Regions from separate parts of the Homo sapiens genome. Here region 1 is linked to region 2. The links are chromatin loops, found by intact Hi-C in ENCODE. Cell type or tissue: endothelial cell of umbilical vein. All regions are shown on one strand.

The links. Hi-C counts contacts between places; a loop is a spot of excess contacts. Peaks named below come from ENCODE experiments on the same cell type or tissue, not always from the same donor. Only the 100,000 strongest peaks of a DNase experiment are listed, where the experiment ranks them.
Region 1: a loop joins it to region 2, with 6 times the contacts of the local background. A loop is called at or near these places in 2 of 110 quality-filtered maps.

Annotation. Positions count from the first base shown.
Region 1 is chr4:129,358,714-129,366,713 of GRCh38, forward strand. LOC105377417 (a long non-coding RNA gene) reads right to left here. Exons shown (of 3, transcript XR_939191.3): 3 at 4,178-4,472. Among named protein-coding and RNA genes, the nearest start is that of C4orf33, 270 kb to the left of the region's middle. In endothelial cell of umbilical vein, a CTCF peak has its summit at 4,163 (motif pointing right); DNase peaks (open chromatin) are centred at 68 and 4,188; H3K27ac peaks cover 250 bases.
Region 2 is chr4:130,560,190-130,568,189 of GRCh38, forward strand. No RefSeq gene overlaps it. Among named protein-coding and RNA genes, the nearest start is that of LINC02479, 190 kb to the left of the region's middle. RefSeq lists an enhancer at 3,405-3,699. In endothelial cell of umbilical vein, a CTCF peak has its summit at 3,547; a DNase peak (open chromatin) is centred at 3,562; H3K4me3 peaks cover 680 bases.

The DNA.
Region 1 (8,000 bases), 1.2 Mb before region 2:
GCTATGTCCACTGTGCTGAGTTACATCATGTTTATAACCTGCCACTTTGCTCTATTTTCATCAAGGCAAATGGTTGGATGACTAATTACTTTGGTATTTAGAAAAACCACAGTGGCAATTTCAGCCTGAAATAATTTAACTTGTAGTATGGGTACACTATTGGCTAAGTCAAATTCTAAGGTTAATTTTGATGGAAAAAAGGGCCTCACATGAATCCTGAAGGTGATGAATTAGAAACACAAAAGTGAAAGAAGTAACTGCAGAATCAGAGGAGAGCAAAGAAGGAAGCAAGGTAATATTTATGCACCTCATAGACATATCACACTGCCTTTCCTCTCTTTAGGCAGACATGCGCCAGGTTAGGGTCTAGCTGTCTCTAATCATTTTAGCTGTTGCTTTAATGAATGTCAAATTGCCACAATCTCCCCAGATTTCAGTCAGGAAGACCTTCTGATGAGTCTTTTACCTTGTTTTCTTTCAACACAGCAGGAATTGTAATGAAGAAATTAAATCATTCTTCATAGACAATAGGAATAGGGTCCCCAAAGCTTTTATGACTTGCTGTCCTCTTGGCAACAGCATTAACTGAGTTTCAGATTTGAGTTAACATTTTGAGAGATTGCTTTTTGAGGATAAAAATAAGGCTCTGAAATAACAATATCTTTCAAATGAATACAAATACCCATATCTCTGTATTACTCAATAATTTAAGACACAATTCTATAGAAATATACAGGCACAATGAAACTTTTGTTTACAATTAAGAAAAGGATGAAAGATACTTCATTTTTGGTATGAAAATATTTATTGAGTGTTTATTATGTGTGAGGGATTGTGGTCAGTGCCAAGTATATAATTGAACAGAACAAATATGCCTGCTTTTATAAAGTCTATATTTATTGTAATGGGGATACTGAAATCTTAATAGGCAGTGATAAAACAGAGTGATAAAAGCTGTGATAGAGGAAATAGATGTAAGGCTCCATGGGATACTAAGGAAGGGCACCACTCAGCACCACTGAACCTGGATCTGGAGCTCACAGAAGGCTTTCTGCAGGAGGTGACAGATTAGCTGAAATTTGACCAATGGCTAGAAGTGTGCTCTAGCAAAGAACATGTAAGAAGATTCAAGAGAGCACAGGGAGCAAAGATACTGAATGCAACACAGTAGGACTGAATGATGGTGGTGAAAGCGATGGTTCTGATGGTAGAGACGCGTGTAGAGAGATCTGCATGCCTAAGCATATTGTAAGATGGGTTAGGGTGACTGGATTTTAACCTGATGCCAGAAGCTGGTATTGAAAGGGTGAGAATGGAATTACTAAATTTACTTTAGGAAGATCAGTCAAATCATTAAGCAACAGATGACAAGCCGAGTGTTCAGTACCTCAAGTCTTAGGGAACACACAACACATGTTTAGATTTAGATTCAGATTCAATAGAAATGGACTTCTGTTTTTAACAGGAAGGAAATCTAGATTATTTGACAGACCTCTGGATAAAACTGAAAGTCTCCCTCATCATTAGATCACGGGTGTTCTGGCAAGGAGTTAAGAACTTCTCAGAGGCCAGAAGCTATGTGAAAGTGAGCACCCAGTCAGAAAAGTGGAGCGATGAGGCCAGCTGTTAGAATGTTTGCCAAATCCGGGTGGCTTGATTTTTTTGCTTTTTTGTGTCCCACAGAGCATAGGAGGTGTGAGAAAAAGCTTAGGGCCTATTAAATATGAGAATTATAACAGGAGGCTTCATGCAAAATTGGAACTCCAAAGCCCTGTCCCTTCAGGATAAAGAATAAATAAAAACTGGAAAGAATGCTCCCTGCCTTGCTGCCCCATCACAGCAAGGAAAATCACTTATGTCAAAGTCTGATATCAGTTGAAGGAAAAAGGATATCTCTGTAGAATGTGTAACCACAGGACAGTCCTCAGGTAGGTTTGAGGTGCTGTGAGATTGGTGTGTTTAGGAAAGTGGAAGAAACAAATGGAGGAATACATCTTCAACCCAGTTTCCAAGTCATTCCTATGACTCTCTGAAGAAATATGAGTGAACAGCCCAAATCCCAAAACACAAAAAGAAACAGAATAAGAAAGCGAGAGTATTCAGAAACAGATAGTAGTATTGACATATTTAGATATTGATAGTATTAGACAAAGAACAGAAAAAAGTATACTTTGTATGTTTATGAAAATAAAATATATTATCTAAAACTGAATAAGAAGAAAGTAAGAAACAAGCAGACATGAAAAAATAGAATTTTTAGAAATGGGAAATACATTGTTTTAAAAATTAAAAGCTCAATAAATGGGTTTAATAGAAGATTGGAAACAGTATAAGAGAAAATTAGTGAATTGAAAGACAGCTGAAGAAATTGTCCAGAATAAAGTATCAAGAAACAGGGATGGAAAATATAAAAGAGAGGTTAAGAGCACAGGATACAAAGTAAGAAAGCACAGCATGAAAACTCAAATCAGAGTTCTGGAAGGAGAGGGGACAGAGAATAAGAAAGTTAAAATAGTTCAAGAAATAATGGTTATACATTTCCCAGAATTGTTAAAAGATACCAGTCCTCAAATTGCAAAAGCCTAATGAACTCACCCAAGAAGGGTGAATAACAGAAAATATATATCTAGACTAATCATAAAACTGAAGAATCAAAAATAGGTTATTTTATATTTGGTATAAAAAATTTGTTATGAGAAGTTTTACCCATATCAACATCATACTGTTTTAGTTTTAGATATTTCATAATATTACCGAAGTAATTTAATTATAATTTATTTTCTAATCATAAGATCATCTTGGGTAAAGCTCTTGATCTGCTTCATTCATTTATTTATTTATTAATATTTATGTATCATTTTATCTTACATTGTATGTAATTTTTAACTATATGACTATATGGTAATATAACTAAGACCCTGGGCTCTTAGAATAAAAAGCTATCACAAGGGTCATTTCTTGCTTTTTTTTAAATGAGAAAATAGAGGACTATAGAAATGAAATATTGCTTTTGGTATTACAAAGCCAGTTAATAGCTCCTGAATTCTAAATAAGCAATCATTCTAGATGACTAATGCCTGGTTGGTACCATTTTTCTTCTTTAGTTGATGAAGGGAAATATCCTAGTTTAAGTTACAACACTGTTAAGGCTCGCATGACAGACAAAACGTTCTTTGCTGAAATAGTGTTAGTAAAACTTAAGTAAAATTGGAGTCTTTAAAAATCAGAAGTTCAAGGGCACAGTGGGAAAAAAGGTTGCTCTTTTTGGCTCAGAGTCACAAATTGCATTTTAGTTAACCACTAAATAATAATATTGAATGTAGGATTGCTATTACAATTCACAGAAACTCCTTTCCCCAAGACTACTGAGAACAGACTGAACGAAAGTACTCTCTTCCAAGAGGGACAATGCTTTTAGAAGATGTAGCTCTGTTCCATATGGACTACATTTTATTTATAAATTACATTTATATTCTAAATTAAGAAATTGTATGTTCCATGCAATTGATCAGATACCATAATAACTTCTGTCTTCTTGATGTACCTGGCCTGAATATTAATGGGAACATTAACACCCTTGTTTTTTTTTTAGCCTCCAATGCTGTATAAGCTCTATACGCCTAATAATGGCTCCTAATTTGTTTTTTAAAAAACTATAATTCTTATTTTCCGTAATTGCTAGGCTCTTTTAATTTAATGTATGTTACACATCTTCACAATTTCATTTAGGTGAATGGCGAAAATTTAAAAGAAAAAGAAATGTTTTTTATGCCGTAAGACAAATTATGCTGTAAGGAAGCAATGCTGTAGAGGGATAGAAGAATATAGGTACAGTGGTTCTGGATCTACATATTAAAGGAAAGTCTGCATGTGATCTTGTAAGTGTCAAAGCAAAGCCACTTTACACAATTATGCAGGTACTCACACTAACTCTTATGTACCTGTCAGTAACTCAGGGAAGCATTTTACTAGGAGAGAACTTTTTTTCACGAAATCCCACATATAGCTGTCTTTACAAAGTCCATGCCTTTGCTAGGACAAAGAATGAGTAAAGGTGACCTCTGCACACAAAATGAATTAGAAAATTTCCCCTCAAAGCTGGATGATAACATTATTTTCCTGTATGTTGATGTTGTTGATAGCTGCCTACGATCACCCATGCCACTAGATGGCAGCAGCACTCTTTCATTCTAAGACTTCTTTTCTTTTCTTTTTTTTTAAATCTCACTCTCCTGGATAGTTGTTCTCAGCTCTGCTGTGCGATGATTTAAACAACGCTTTGATGCTGTAGGATGTTGGTGTTCACAAATAAGGTCTATCCTTTTCTTTTTTCTGAAAAGATAATATACTGCTTTTTCAAAGTCAATTAACACTTAGGGCAAAGGAAATGGGGAAAGCAAAAGGTCACTTTCTAAAGGGTTGCCTTGAAACCTTTTGGTAAAATTCAGGTGTCATCCAGGAATTGCAAATCACTGGGAAAAGAAAAGAAATAATAATTAGTTCATTTGTTTCTTGATAACTCCCAATAAGATGGCTTAATACGACTTTTCTGCTTTATTTCCTAGTAATGCCCATGGGGTGCTCAGAGTGCCGGCTGGTAATTTTTATGTCTTGAAGTCATGAGGGCAATTGGGATGCTTTTGGGCCAATTTATGCATCAGGACAGGGGTGATGGAGAGAATGGCTAAGATCTCTGGACTGCACTGTGGTTGAATACGCTTTACAAAAGAGAATTGTCCAGAGAGTGGCATGAGACAGGGAGGAGTGAGTAACTTCCTCAGAAAGGTGATAGACCGAAGGACAAAAACGATAAGACTTTCTTCTACAAACAATCAGCCTCCATTCCAACCTCCAAACAATGCTAAGTGAACCTAAGCTTCAGGGTCAGTAAAATAAGGATGCATAAGTTTGGAGCTACTTCATGTTTTGACCTCAGATGCACTTTGAAAATTTAGATAGTTCACCAGATGAATGTCTCAGAACATAACAGCTCAAGGTTTTAATAACTCACTTGAATTTCATTTAGAAAACATGCCTGGACACCCAGGAAACAATAAGCAGATATTAAAAAGTAACCAAATGCATTGCAAATGAAGTTATTAACAAACTGACTTTTAAATTTACTGCTGCTGGCAGGGTGCCCGTCTGGACAGGTCGAGTCAGGGCTGTGCACGGCTCACGCCTCTTGCAGCATGCCTCACCGTTGAGATCGCAGTCACAGTTCTTTCCTATCTTTTTATATCTATTTTAATATAAAAAGGCCTTCACTCGGTTTAATAACCTTTTCCTTCTTGAATAAGGAGTTTCTGTTTGCAATCACATGAATAGAAAAAGACCTGCTCCAGAAACTCTGGGAGATTATTGCATGCCTAGCTGCAAAAATAAGGTTTTGAAAGAGCAGAAGGGATGGAATAACTAAATAATGAGCAAATTCTTGGGAGGTAAATTATTATTCGGGATTTTTGAACTGGTCTTTTATAAAAGGAAATAATAATAATTACAATCCTGCAAATACTGTTGCCTGGTGGGAGACAACAGTAGCTTTGCTGGAGAGGCCGCTTGGCGCCTGCACTTTGTTCTCCTCCCACATCGCAGCCTGAAACATTATAAACCCAGGAAAAGACCCGCATTCACCCAATGAGCAATGTCTCCTTGCTTTGATTGTGTGTACGTTTCAAACCATAAAGGGATGGCATGATAACGTATTGCTTTTCACCTATAGGGGTCAGGGTAAAGTTTGAGGCTGCAGTTAAATGATGTGGGTAGATTCAAAGTACAAGGTTTCATCATTAGATATATTTTTGTTGGGGTGTGGGTGTCATCCGAACTTCCACAGGTCAAAACTGGCAATCGAATAATTGAAATTAATAAAAAAGCCAAGGAGAGGATGCGTTGGAAGCTGTACTCATAGGTCAGATCTGCCTCTCCAGTTCTAATATTTCCACTAGAATTTTTCGCTTCACTAAGCCTTGGCTTTTGACCTTCTCCACCGCTTCTTTTCATATCTAATAGGACCAACTTTATTCCCAGTTCTCTAAATTATTAATGATAACAAATACCTCCCTTTGTATTCAGTTGGAGATTTTAGCCGCATTTTGACAGAGAAGTTTAAAAGTCAGAGCTGGTAAGAACCACTGGGAAGGTCTGGTAGAAGGGGATGAGTGGGGAGGAGTGATTTTTTTCCTGCCGTCATCAGGCTCTCTTGGCCAGGGAAGCAGTGGTTGATCTGAGTGAGAGCAGTGCTTAGTGTGCTCTTGACCTATTTCTGGTCTGACCGCGTTCTCTCTCTCTGCTGTCATGAAGAACTTCTGTGTCTGTCTTCCCCTCAGCTTCCCCATCAGCACATTCACTATATGTGACACAAGATTGTCACCAGAATCAGCCTGGGCTTCCCCTTGTCAAAAGGACCCTCAGCACCTAAGCCCCTCTTCCAAAGAGACTCAGCCTCTGGCAGGTGTTACCAGCTAAAATTGAGTTTCGTGGCAGCTGCTTCTGGAACCTCAGAGACAGTGCTGCATGCCCGCAACAGGGGGACCATGAGAAGCCTGCGCATCCTGTGCACATGAGCCAATTGCCGCTGCTCCCTCTGGAGGATGTGGTTGCTTGAAAATAAAAGTTCCTTTCGCTTGTGTGAAAAAATGTGTTTTTTTCCTTTGCTTGTTTACTTAGTTTTCACCATTTAAAAATCATGCAGCATCTTCATTAAGGGGTAAACGTACAAAACATTACTCCTACTTGCATTTTTCTTTAGGTGCCAACACACCTCAGCAAGCTTTCAGACAACAGTCACCTAGCAACTACTTTTTCATACATTAAATGATTTCAAACTCTCACATTTCCCTCCACAAGAGCTGTATATTTTGCCTTTTCTTTCCATCTTACAGCTCAAGGAAAGAGCAAACAAGAATGAGAAAGTATATTGTTTAATCACAAAATATCAGTTTCAAACGATTGCTTTTAAATATATAAATATTTTCTGTAATAGTTTGCTAATCCATTTCTGACTTTCTATTTAAGTGGCAAGATATTAGTTAGAATTAGGTTCCACTGAAAGTGACAAAAACACTAAAGTTTAGTGGGTTTAACGAGAAAGAAATGGAAATGCAGTCCTTGGCTTGTGCCCCAGTGCCAGCATCCCTGGGAATCCAGGTTCATCTCTCCTGACTGATCTGCCATCCTCAACATGCAGTGACTGTGTCTTTGTCAGAGATGGCAGGGCCGGATTTTGTATCCTCATTTCAGGCAGCAGGAAGAAGAAAAGAGAAGTAAAAAGACATGCTACCTCACTTCTTTTATTTTTATTTTTTTGAGACAGTGTTTCACTCTGCCACCCAGGCTGGAGTGCAGTGGCGCGATCTCGGCTCACTGCAACCTCTGCCTTCTGGTTTCAAGTGGTTCTCCTGCCTCAGCCTCCCGAGTAGCTAGGATTACAGGCATGTGCCACTACACCCAGGTAATTTTTGTATTTTTAGTAGAGATGGGGTTTCACCATGTTGGTCAAGCTGGTCTTGAACTCCTGACCTCAGGTGATCCTCCTGCTTTGGCCTCTCAAAGTGCTGGGATTATAGGCATGAGCCACCGCATCTGGCCCATGCTCCCTCTTTAAGGTGACTTCCTAGTGGTTTCACCAATTGCTTCCACCTATATTCCACTGGCCAGGACTTAGTCATAGGGCCACACTTAGCTTCAAGATGGTCTTTATTTTGTGCTTTCGTGTGACCAACTAATATGCAGGGTTTCCATCACTGCATCAATAAGGAAGACGAAGATGGATACTGGAGAACACCTAATAGTCTCTGCCACAGGTCAAATATTAAAATTTAGGTAAACTGCAAAATTTATATTGCATCACTAACTCTTTTTTTCTTTCCAGAAGAAGGAATGCTTTCTTCTCTTGAGAGCAACAGATAACTTATTTAACAGAGGTGAAAATGTAAATGTTATTTGAGTTGTAATTGTTAGCAGGTTCTGAAAACATCCTAGAGGATTAACTACAGTCT
Region 2 (8,000 bases):
TAACTCAACCCAAAACTTTCTGGCACCTTATGCTCCCATTTTTTTTACATGGAGGCATAAACAATCTTATCATTAATCCCTCTGTTAATTGAAATTCTAGCTCTTTTCCTTAAAGAGTCCATCTACATTCACAGTGCTAAATATCACACTAACATTGTAGCTGTAAAATGTTTGATTCTTGCCCTAATGTTTCCTTGGAGTTTCATCTTCACATTCTACTTATTTGACATTTTCTTGTTAATGACCATATGTAATTTCAAATTCTCCCTGTATTAAGTCAAATAAATGTCTTTGCCTCAAAACAAATGGTTTCATCTTACTTCCCTGTTTATCTACCATTATAAATCCTCAAGTTAGACATTGCTAAATAAAGTTGACTTTTTTCCTTCTCTTTTCTCCAAGTAAGCAATCAGGACATTTAGTTTGCTGTTTTTCAGGATATTTCTCAATCAATTTTTTCCAATTCCCACTGCCACTTTCTTGCCTATTAACTCATTATTCTATGCCTGGATTGCTGAACTGGTTTTCTGAATAGTCTTCTGACTTTCAATTGTTTTCATTACTATTTGTAATTCAGACAGCATCTAGACCAATCTCTAATAACAGATTAGTCTAGCAAGCTTCTTAAATGTATCAGTTGTCCATTGCTAAGATAGTCTTAGAATTGAACTGAATCAAACCTTTCACAAATATTTCAAACGCATTCTTAAAGCCATCATGAAATGTATGATATTTTTATTCTGAAATGTTCACCCTATTCTTGAAAAACTACAAATATGAAAAAAAGTGTTTTTAATCAAATTTAAATACAGATTATCTATTTTTATTTTCTCATATTTAGGTTTTCTTTTTCAATCAACAGACATGTTTTCCCTCCTAGTTTAGTTCACCAGATTTCATTATTCCTTTTAGACTGTGTTGCAAGCATTATTATCAACATGTCTTCCATTCTAAATGCAAATCGACATACCTTACGTTTAAGATGAATTCTTTGTTTACACTTGTACTTCTGTATTCTAATTTTGCCACCTTAATTAATCTGAAATTACTGACTTAGGAGTTGATTTGAATCTTTTTCTTGTCAGATAAGCAATTTGGTGAACATGAGTAGGTTAATAAATATGTAAAATGCAAACATAACCAATTTTAAAAATCAAAATTATATTTTTTATAAATGGATAGCAAAACTGAAAATTGTGTAGCTAAGCAACACATGTTTAAGTAAAGATCATAATATTCTATGGACTTCATACAGAAATTGCCATGAACATTTTATGCACTTTAGCAGTTTCTTTTTTAAATGATGAGACACTTCTTTTGGAAGTTAACCTTCAAGAAACTGCATTGAATATAGCTAAATGAGAATGTATTGTAACTTATCATAAATAGCATTACTTCATAAGACAACATACTGCTGATATAGTTTGGATATTTTTCCCCTCCAAATCTCATGTTGAAATTTGGTCCCCCTAGCCTGGGCAACAAAGTGAGACTCTGACTCCACAAAAAAAAAAAAATACAAAAAATTAGCCAGGCATGGTGGCACAAGCCTGTAGTCCCAGCTACTCTGGAGGCTGAGCTGAGAGGATCACTTGAGCCCCTGGAGGTCAAGGCTGCAGTGATCTCTGATTTCACCATTGCATTCCAGCCTGGGTGACAGAAGAAGACTCTGTCTCAAACAAACAAACAAAAAAAGAAATTAAAGATTTTCCTAAATGTAAAATTGATAATGCTCATTGTAGAAAGTTTGCAAAACAAAAGAATTTTTTTAATTAAAAGTAGGCTACAATCACAGCACTCACAGGTGATCACTGTTAACTTTCTGATGTGTTTTCTTTCAGATATATAGTCAGTTATTTAAGTTAATACATTTGGAATGTTGTAAAGAAAAAAAGAAAAAGAAATTTGGTCCTCAATCTTGGAGGTGGAGCCTAAAGGGAGGTATTTTGGCCATGGAGGGAGAGCCCTAATGAATGGCTTGGTGTCATCCTCATGATAAGGAGTGAGTTCTTACTCTATTAGTTCACGATGGAACTGGTTGTTTAAAAAACCTGGCACCTCTTGCCTCTTTCTCCTCCCTCCTCTCTTGCCGTGTGATAGCTGCTCCCGTTCCCCTTCTGCCATGAGTGGATGCTTCCTGAAGCCCTCACCAGAAGCAGACGCTGGTGCTGTGATTCTTGAAAAGCCTGCAGAACCCTTAGCCAAATAAACGTATTTTCTTTATAAATTACCCAACCTTGGATATTTCTTTATAGTAATGCAAACAAAGGCAGCTGCCCAGAAATGTCATTTCTGAAAAATAAAAATTGGCCTTATCAAATATTTAAGAAATAATATGTCTTTTCAGCAATGAAATTCTTTTAAGCTTCACGGTTTTGTAATACTAAATGTGGGATAAGATAAATGCATTAAGATAAAGGCAAATGCATTTATCTTAATAATATTTAAATAGGGAAATAATTTCATAAACCTATAATTACTTGATAAATATATGGATTATTATCATTAAATATAATTTTGCAGGGAACCAAAATAATCTAAGTAAAATATAACCCTTATATCCTCTCGCTTACATTCTAACAAGAGCTAAATTTTCAGTGGGATGGCATAGTTCAGGGATGGCATAGAACAAAGAGTGGAGATCAACTACATAGGAAAGAAGTAGACTAGGTAAGTTTCTTGCAGAGAGGAATAAGAATTGGAGGCAGCCAGACAGCATCAGGGAGCTCCAGGTTGAGAAACAGGTAGATATTTTATTTAAGTGAGTATTGCATAGAGAAGGAGGCCTGCTGAAAGACAGTGTTCCCTTAATGAAATGCCAGAAGGGCAAAAGAGATCCAGGCACCAGGATTATCTTTAAGAGTGACAGCATGACTGAACCCTGAAAAAGAAACTCAGTAGGAAGAAAGGATCTACAATGGAGCATGAGGATCAATAGTTTCTTATTGCCAGCCGTGTGCTAAACATTGGCCTAAGTATTTTGAAAAAGTCATTGCAGTTAGTTAAAAATGCAAGGATTTATGTTTTTGTAGTATTTAAAACTAAAAAATAATAATTAAAGCTCACACAGAAAAATGATAGTGTGAATATATTCTATCTTTTTCTTGTTTCCCCTCTGTTCACCGCCAGCAGGTGGGACCAAGCTGTCACTGCAGCAACCCAGAGCTCTCCAGGACTGAGGCTGTGGGCTCCTTGGATGTCTCTCAGCAGAGCCTCTTTCTTCCTTCCATTTTCCTTCAATTTTTCCTGACTTGTAAATAAACAACGGAGGGGCTGTGGAGTGCATGCCACTTCCTAGTTGCAATTCCTCCTTTAACTTGTGCACCTTATTACTGGCCACCAGCAGAGCCTCTGCTGTCAGGGTAGCTGCCCACAAAAGGAGCCAGTCTGTCTCCACCACTAAGAACCCGGCTTCCTTGCTGATCATTTGCAATTTTATACCCTCTGTCAGGCTACACAAGCCTGCTGGATTCTGGAGCTTTTGGGGTATCTCAGCACTCCGGGGCAGTCTGCAAGCAACAAGCAAGGGGGCAGCAGAGCCCCACGTAGACTCCTGAGGCCATCGCTGGATCTCCCTGCCAGTTTCATTTTCCCAGCCCATTTCCTTGGAATCCTGCTGCCCACGCGATTGCTTCATCCCATAGACTGTGCAGCAGGAGTGCACAAAACTGAAACTCAGAGGCAGAGAAATTATCACAAGGGAGTGTCCCAAACAGAACTGAGATGGGGAGGTTGGGATTCCAAAGAAAGAAGCACTAAATGCCAGGGTGATCAGTCCAAACAAAGCATTTATTAAGAGCACTTATGTGGAGAGTGGCTGCAGCAATGCTCCTGACAGACGGGGGGAAAAAGGATGTTCTCCCTAGGTATGTCCACAGTAAGGGGGTCACAGTATGGAGTTTACATGAGGGCTTAAGGAATTTGGCTCAGGGATGGGGCCAGTTTCTCTCTACTAAGCCTAGATTTCTTTGTTAGTGCTTGAAGATGTTCAAGACTGCTGAAAAAACCTGCAGCTGGCTGGGTCACAGAGTGGTTATGACACTGTGATTCTTTGTCAGGACACAGAAAGAAAGTGGAGGGATCTGGGAGGACTTATATCTTCATAACCATTCTTCTCTTAAATTAAGGCATGAGATTTATTGCCAGAGACAGTAGAGGGTCTCTGTATCAGGGCATTATATACTCTATGACAGACAATTTTTATTTTTTATTTTATTTATTTATTTTTTGAGACGGAGTCTCACTCTCTTGCTCAGACTGGAGTGCAATGGCGCGATCTCAGCTCGCTGCTGCCTCTCCCTCCCAGGTTCAAGTAATTCTCGTACTTCAGCCTCCGGGGGAGCTGGGATTATAGGTGGGTGCCACCACGCCTGGCTAATTTTTGTATTTTTAGTAGAGAAGGGATTGCGCTATGTTGGCCAGACTACTCTAAACCTCCTGACCACAAGTGATCTGCCCACCTCAGCCTCCCAAAGTACTGGGATTACAGACTTGAGCCTCCAGGCCCTGCCAATGGCAGACAATTCTTTTGAGTTCTATCTACAGCAGAGCTGCTCAATAAGACTATCTACAGTTGTGTAAACTTTAATTTTAAGTATTTCTAATTTAGTCACATCTGGCTAGTGGTCACTGTATTGGAGGGCACAGCATCGTATACAGAAGGTTTTCCTGTCCGCTGTTAAAGTTTAGACACGAAATTGGTATCATGAAAAAGGTTAATACGACATTGAGGAAGCAAAAGGAAAACTTACTAATTCTGAAACTAGAGACATTTTGATGGAAGAAGAAAATAAATCTCCCTCACTAGATTTGGTCTAAAGAGGGATGTATATTACATAAATATGGGAAGCTTTGTATAGAAATCCTTTGTACCCCAAATCTAATAAGTGTACCTTTGATGTCGTCCTCAGATCATATGTGGTAGAACTATAGCAAAATAATATTAGTAGTAATATTTGGTCCCTGTGATTTCCCTCAGATATTTTAATATGGTCATTTGGAAAGCACGTATCTTGAAAGTCTCAGACAGGACTAGGCTTAACATGTGGGGTGATGTAAATTGTTAGTGGCGGCTCAACGTGCTTCACCTAGGTGAAGATTTCTGATGAGGGACACTACTGATACTTTGGGCTGGACATTATTTATTTTATGGAACTGCTCCTGTGCATAAATGTTATTTAACACCATATTTTTAGGGACTAAATTCATATGTACAAATGTATATATATGAATATACCAATGTTCTGTTCAATCCAGAAAAAAGCTAGGTAAGAAATTACCAACTTTGGCATCAAGTGCCAGCACATTGCCCAGCAACAAAGATGTACCAGAGGACACAGTCAGCTACCATCACAAGTTAATTTAGCCTACCTACATTTAGACTCTCTACTCTCATATACCAAGACACAATATTTTAGAAAGATGGAGAGAGTAGATGGAAATAATAACAAATATTTTTTTCCCTTGACAACACAGAGCATTTTCTCAATTTAAACAGAAAGAACTAAAACCTCATATTTCTACTACCCAGCAAGTAAGAGCTCATGAATAAGATAAAATTAGTTATTTTATTATCTATATAATCTAGATCAGATGCCAGCAAACTATAGCTTGAGTGTCATATCTGGCCCACTGCCTATTTGTGTAAATAAAGTTTTATTGAAACACAACCCAAATCATTTGTTCATATATTATGTATAGCTGCATTTGTGCTATAAAAGCAGAGTTAAGCAGTTGAAAAAGGGACTGTAGAGCCCACAAAAATCTAAAATATTTATCATCTGGCCTTTTGCAGAAAAATTAAATTATACTGCATTACAACTAGCCCACAAATATCAGTAGCTTAATGCAATACCACTCTACATCTTGCTAATGCTTCATGTCTAGTACAGATTGATGGGATTTATGTTCCAAACCACTGATCAAAAATCTAAGCTGATGGAGCTCAAGCCTCACGGTATATAACCCATGATCATCTTGAATGACACAATAGAGAAAGAAAGAGCTGGAGGGTTGCATAATGAGTCTTCAATATTTCTGGTTGGAAATGACATAATGCACTTTCATTCACAATCCATTCCCCAGAACTAAACACAGAATCTGCCTAACTATAAAGGGAATAGGAAACGTTGACGAGCTTATGAATATTCAGAGAATAGTAAATGGCTCTGTAAAAGTTATAAAAAAAAAATCGAAGCTATATTTTTCTACTCCTCTATTTGATATGGAATAAATTTCAGTCCTGACTGCATGTCATATTCTGAGATATTTTTCAACTTTATTGTATTAGATTTTTATATCTTTTTTAATTGGAAGGTTATTTGTTTTATATATTTTATATAAATCATATATACCTTATATAAGATACACTACATATTTATTTATGAACTAGATATGTAGATATATAATAGATATTTGTATATATGTGAATGTATAAAAAATTTTTTTGAGACAGGGTCTTATTTTTTCACCTCAGTTAGAGTCGAGTAGCAATCATGGCTCACTGAAGGCAAGACCTTCTAGCCTCAAACTATCCTCCGGCCTCAGCCTGCTGAGTAGCTGGAACTATAGGTATGTGCCAGCATACCCAGCAAATTTTTATTTTATTTTATTTTACTTTTTGTAGAAACAGGGATGCAGATATACTACTTTCTTGACTTTTGTGTTCTTAAAACACTTTTTACTTTGTTAGTTATTTCTATGAATAACATCTTCTGAGTCAGAGATGGCTTTTCTAGGTTTCCAGGATTATTTCAATATTGCCTGTCTTTTCATGCAAATTTCAATTAAAAAAAAAAGTCAGATCTCAAACTCGCATTCTAATCTGGATGCCCCAATGTCTTTGTGCAGACCTAGCTTTGCTGGAATCATTTATTAACATTTGGTAAAACAGCTGGTTTTGAAACCATCTTCTTCCTTGTCTAGAGCTTCCCAAGTTCTTTTGATTTTCCTCTTCTCTCTCCATTCCTTCATAGACATTATCTTATTATGTCTTAAGGTAATTGGTCACTTCCTTTCCAACTACTGTGAACCCTAAATATCTGAGAGAGGTCTCAGTTAAGTTAGAAAGTTTATTTTGCCAAGGTTGAGGATGTGTGCCCATGACACAGCCTCAGGAGGTCCTCATGAAATGTGCCTAAAGTGATCAGAGCACAGCTTGGTTTTACACATTTTAGGGAGAGAAGAGACATCAATCAACATATATAAGATGAACATTGGTTCCGTCCAGAAAGGCGGGACAACTTAAAGCAAAGATGGGACAACTTGAAGTAGGGAGGAGGCTTTCAGGTCATAGATAAGATTTGTCAGATAAGAGACAAATGGTTGCATTCTTTTGAGTTTCTGATTAGACTCTCCGAAGGAGGCAACTAGATATGCATTTACCTTAGTGATAAAAGAAGGAGGCAACTAGATATGCATTTATCTTAGTGATAAAAGGGGTGACTTTGAATAGAATGGGAGGCAGATTTGTCCTGAGCAATTCCCAGCTTGACTTTTCCCTTTAACTTAGTGATTTGGGGGCCCCAAGATTTATTTTCCTTTCACAGTTTCCCCCTTTACTTTTTAAAAATTTTTTGGAGAAAGCATTTTAGAAGAGAATGAGTCTCTTGTCTCAGGTTTCATCTGATCTCTAATTGCTAGGACAGTTAATTCATAGATAAGTGGGTCCTGATTTATTAGGAAAGGTCATTTTTAGCAGGTTATGAAATCTCATGTCTTATGAAGAGAAAATAGGAGGAAGAAGGGAGGGAAACAACAACAACCAAAAGAACATTCCTGGAAAATCAATATAGGCCACATTACTCTGAAGTCCATAAATCATTAGGCTTCAGGTATGAAAGTGGCTTGTGTATGTAAATAGGTTGCTGTTACTTTCTTCTGAAGTCTAACTTTTCTAGCTTCAGTTCACAGGGCTTTACAAAAGCACAGCCTAGCTTTCAGTGACTCCAAATTAGCAAAAATGTGAGAAAAAAGAAGAAAAATAATAAAAACATTGTTTT